Linked DNA regions of Homo sapiens: region 2 is linked to region 1. A link is an interaction called in ENCODE POLR2A ChIA-PET data of the cell type or tissue named here. Cell type or tissue: A673. All regions are shown on one strand. Region 1 overlaps PIK3CB (phosphatidylinositol-4,5-bisphosphate 3-kinase catalytic subunit beta). Region 2 overlaps PIK3CB (phosphatidylinositol-4,5-bisphosphate 3-kinase catalytic subunit beta).

Region 1 (2,500 bases):
GAGGTCAGGAGATCGAGACCATCCTGGCTAACACTGAAACCTGGGAGGCGGAGGTTGCAGTGAGCTGAGGTCACACCATTGCACTCCAGCCTGGGCAGCAAGAGCGAAACTCCATCTCAAAAAAACAAAACAAAACAAAACAAAAAAAGAAAGAAATTCAAAATTTATTTAATGGGTATGGTAGACAGATTTTCTGTTTCTTTTGTGTCAATTTTGGTAATTTTTGTCTTTCAGAGAATTTGTTTTGTTGTTGTTTATTGGCATAAAGTTCATAGTAGTCCCTTATGTTAGTTTTCTGTTGCTGGATAACAAAATACCATAAACTTAAAACAACATTTACTTACTAGCTCAGCAATCTAGGTGTACTTTGGCTGCACTCCTTTTTGAAAGCTCTGAAAGAGTCTGCTTCTGAACTGATTCAAGTTGTTGGCCCAGTTCTGTTCCATGTGATTGTAGGCCTGAAGTCTCCAATTCCCTGCTGGCTGTTGGCTGGGGTCTTCTCTCTGTAACTAGAGACAGCTCTCAGATCCTTGCCCTGTGGCCCTGTCTAACTTTTAAGTCTGGAAAATTTCTCACGCATCAAATTTTCTCATTCTTTGACTCTTTTGCTAGGAAGAGCTGAGTGTCTTTTAAGGGTTCAACAAATAAGTCAGTCTCACTGAGGATTCTCTGCCCTCCTTAAAGCTGACAGTATCATATAGTATAACCTAATCACAGGCGTCTAATCCATCGTATTTGCAGTCTGAGAGATCATATAGGACACATGACTCTGTATGAGGTCTATAACAGAAATCTCAAATGTTCAGTGTTGACTCACCACTCTGCCTCCCTGGCACTTGAACATCTTCCATCTCTGTGGGAGTGCTTGGAATTCTGTAGCATATAGCTTCCTGATCAATCTTTCCTTGGCCTTGTAGGGCTTTTTGTTTGTTTTTTGTTTTTTTAAAGACAGTCTTGCTCCGTCACCCAGGTTGGAGTGGAGTGGATAAACACGGCTCACTGCAGCCTTGACTTCCTGGGTTCAAGATACCCTCCTGCCTCAGACTCCTGTATATCTGGGACTACAGGCATGCACCACCACACCCAGCTAATTTTTTTTTTTTTTTGACTTTTTATAGAGACGAGATTTCACTGTGTTGTCCAGGTTGGCCTTGAACTCCTCCGCTCAAGTGATCCTTCTGCCTCAGCCTCCCAAAGTGCTGGGATTTCAGGCATGAGCCACCGAGCCTGGCTAGCCTTGTAGTGTTTTCCTCTTTCATGTGTACATCTTAATTAATATTCAGCAGAAGCCTGAACTCAGTGTTGCCTAAAGTCTAGAAGATGACATTATTTATAGCTGTTTATAGCTCTAGTGGGAAAGGGGTCTTCTAACTCTCAGAGAATGTATGAATTGTACCTCTTTTTCTCCTCTTTTTGTTTCTTTTTTCTCTTCTGCATTGCCCCGGTCTCTGAACAGTATTGTGGCAATAGCAACGGTGGTAGCAGTGGCAGTGGCAGGAGAAGCGGGGACAGGCAGAGCCTAAGACTCAGAGTTGAATGTCCGTTTCAATTATAGGAGTTGTAGATACAAGAGAATGGAGTAAGTCTCCCCTTCCCTCACCCCCCTAGTGTTTAGCATAGTTGCAGGAAGTGTGAGTGAATAAAGCCGCAGCTTTCTGGTTGGATAACAAGTAAAGGGGAACCCCAGCCTACTAAAAAATACTTGGAACATTGCAGAGTGAGATAAGCTCAGGAAAGCAACCTCTTAAAGTTATCTGTGTTTATAAGCTTATTCCTGAGCTGTGCATATGAGGATCTGCTCTTAACAGTCTACATACTTTGAGAACTGAACAGTGGCATATTCCATTAGCCAAGTCTCAAACTGGTTAATGTGTAGTGCACACATGGGACAGATGCAAATAGCCCTGCAAGAAGACTTGAAAACTGAACTGGTATCGGAACTGTAGCTCACAGAAGGCTCATGGAAACTTCCAACTGTTGAACCTAACTAACTATGGTCCCCCAAAACAAAAATATCAACATTCTCCATAGGATATAAACAAGACCCAATGTCTCATAACATAATAGACAAAATATCTGGAATACAATTCAAAATTAGTTGACACATAAAGAATGAGGAAAATCTGAAGTTGTGTGGACAATGATAGTTCAATAGACGTCAGTGACGAGATGACACAGATGTTGGAATTATCTCACAAAGACATTAAAGCAGTTATGAAAATGCTATAACAACTAAGGGCAAATCAGCAGGAGGGACTGGAGAGGGAGAAAGTTTCAGCCATTAAATAGAAGATATAAGGAAGAATCAAATGGAAAATTCAGAACTAAAAAATATAATAACTGAAATTTAAAAATACACTGAATGGACCCAATAGCAGAATGGTGATGAAAAAGGAAAGGATCAGTGAACTTAAAGATTAATCAATACAAATTTTCCAGTTTGAACAACAGAGAGAAAAATGGGAGAAAAATTCGATAGAGCCCCAGGAACCTGTGAGAA
Region 2 (2,500 bases), 97 kb before region 1:
TTTTTTTTTGGTATTTTGTAGAGGCAGTGTTTCACCATGTTGCCCAGGCTGGTCTCAAACTCCTGAGCTCAGGTGATTTGCCTGCTTGGCCTCCCAAAGAGCTGAGATTACAGGTGTGAGTCATGGCACCCAGCCTAGGATCTTTCTTTTTGTGACCCCCCTTCTCCCCGAGAATGTATATCTCCTTCATTTCTTTTCTTTTTTTTCCGAAGTGGAGTTTTGCTCTTGTTGCCCAGGCTGGAGTGCAATGGCGTGATCTTGGCTCACTGCAACCTCCGCCTCCCGGGTTCAAGTGATTCTCCTGGTCTCAAACTCCAGCGTCAGGTGGGTCCACCTGCCTGGGCCTCCCAAAGTGTTGGGATTACAGGGATGAGCCACCGCGCCCGGCCATATCTCCTTATTTTCTTTTAATAGCTCCTCAGATATTTAGCAGATCACCTGAGGTTGACCCTTTAACTGGGAGTAGCTGGCTTACTGCTGGAATCAAGAATGTGAATCTCAACAGTCATCTCCTATATTATAGTATTGCTAGAGATAGGTCTGCAGCTCAGAATTCTCCCCAGTGTAAACCCAAGGACAGCATCCCTGGTCCTGTAGTTTGTCTTCTGGTGCTTCAGGCATTCAGGAGACCACCAGGCAAATGCTGATTTGCCCTCAAGGGAAATGCGATCCTGATTATCCATGCCTGCAGGGGGAGGATTATATGGATTAAACTAAATCCATGGGTAATCCAAAGGCTTTGTTTTAAACTACAGTTTAACCACATTCCTGACCACAGTTTTTTCTTGTATTTCTAATAACTAATTTATAATATTTACTGATTTCAAATTTATCTTCTTCTCCTGCCACTTAGAAGTAATGGCAGTTGTGAAGTTGAGAAAAGATGGAAGGAGTTAGATAACCAGCAGATGATTTGGTATTAACTGGGTGGTTTAGCTACAGTGCTTTCTAGACCATGAAGACCTGAATTCCATGAATTCCTTACCTGCTGAGTCATTGGTAACTGTCAACAAGAGCTCAAACTCCATTTTGATACATTTGTACTTTACTTGCTTAAATGAATGAGCTCTTGTGATTTAAGTAATCAGTATTTCAGATGATCAGAATTATAACCCGATTTGAAGTTTTCCTTTACTGTTTAATAAGTTAGCCTACTGATAGTTTTTTTATTTTAAAAAAATTTTTTCATTATTATTTTTTGAGACAGAGCCTCGCTCTGTCGCCAGGCTGGAGTGCAGTGGCGCCATCTCGGCTCACTGCAACCTCTGACTCCCTGGTTCAAGTGATTCTCCTGCCTCAGCCTCCCGAGTAGCTGGCATTACAGGCATGCGCCACCACGCCCAGCTAATTTTTGTATTTTTAGTAGAGACGAGGTTTCACCATGTTGCCCAGGATGGTCTCGATCTCCTGACCTCGTGATCTGCCCACCTCTACCTCCCAAAGTGCTGGGATTTCAGGCGTGAGCCACCTTGCCCGACCGTTGCTTTTTTTTTTTTCTGTAGCCAGTCTACTACTACATCTGACAAGTTACGTGTTCATAGTTATACAATAACTATTCATATTTCATTAAATAGTTGAAATATGATCACTTAAAATTGTTTATTCTTGATTTAGTATAGGCCTTGTATTTATTTATTTATTTTTTTAGGGATGGGGACTTGCTGTGTTGCCCAGCTGGCCTGTAACTCCTGGGCTCAAGCGATCCCCCCACCTCAGGCTCCAGAGTAGCTGGGACCATGGGCAGGTGTTGTATTTAGATTCTATTAAAGTCAGTGTTTTCTTGTAGCTTCATAAACCATTACAAATTGTTGCCATTGTGTTATCTGAAAAAAAATGTAGTTTGTTAACTAAAACGTTTTTCTGCAGTGATAAATATCGGCTTGAACCCAGGAGGCGGAGGCTGCAGTGAGCCGAGATCACGCCACTGCAAATATATATATATATATTTCATGTATATATATTTCGTATATATGTTTCATGTATATTTCATATATATATTTCATGTATAAATATTTCATATATATATTTCATATATATTTCGTATATATATTTCATGTATATATATTTTGTATATATATTTCATATATATATATTTGCAGTGGCGTGATCTCGGCTCACTGCAGCCTCCGCCTCCTGAGTTCAAGCCGATTCTCCTGCCTCAGCCTCCCAAGTAGCTGGGATTATAGGCGCATGCCACACGCCTGGCTGATTTTTGTATTTGTAGTAGAGATGGGGTTTCACCGTGTTGGCCAGGCTCGTCTCGAACTCCTGACCTCAGGTGATCCACCCACCTCAGCCTCCCAAAGTGTTGAGCCACCGTACCTGGCTGCAGTTACGTATTTTCTTTTTCTTTTTCTTTTATTTTTGAGACGGGGTCTCACTGTGTCGCCCAGGCTGGAGTACAGTGTCGTGAACTTGGCTGAACCTCCCAGGTTCCAGCTGTTCTCCTGCCTCAGCCTCCTGAGAAGCTGGAACTACAGGTGCATGCCACCATGCCCGG

Evidence for each region. Peaks named below come from ENCODE experiments on the same cell type or tissue, not always from the same donor. Only the 100,000 strongest peaks of a DNase experiment are listed, where the experiment ranks them.
Region 2: POLR2A ChIA-PET joins it to region 1 with 9 read pairs; 5 of 35 experiments call an interaction of 5 or more read pairs at or near these places.

Annotation. Positions count from the first base shown.
Region 1 is chr3:138,725,493-138,727,992 of GRCh38, reverse strand. All of the region lies in intron 8 of PIK3CB (phosphatidylinositol-4,5-bisphosphate 3-kinase catalytic subunit beta), which reads left to right. Among named protein-coding and RNA genes, the nearest start is that of PIK3CB, 110 kb to the left of the region's middle. In A673, no CTCF peak of the experiment used is centred here; no DNase peak of the experiment used is centred here; H3K27ac peaks cover 568 bases.
Region 2 is chr3:138,822,402-138,824,901 of GRCh38, reverse strand. All of the region lies in intron 1 of PIK3CB (phosphatidylinositol-4,5-bisphosphate 3-kinase catalytic subunit beta), which reads left to right. Among named protein-coding and RNA genes, the nearest start is that of PIK3CB, 11 kb to the left of the region's middle. In A673, no CTCF peak of the experiment used is centred here; DNase peaks (open chromatin) are centred at 661 and 971; H3K27ac peaks cover 1,251 bases.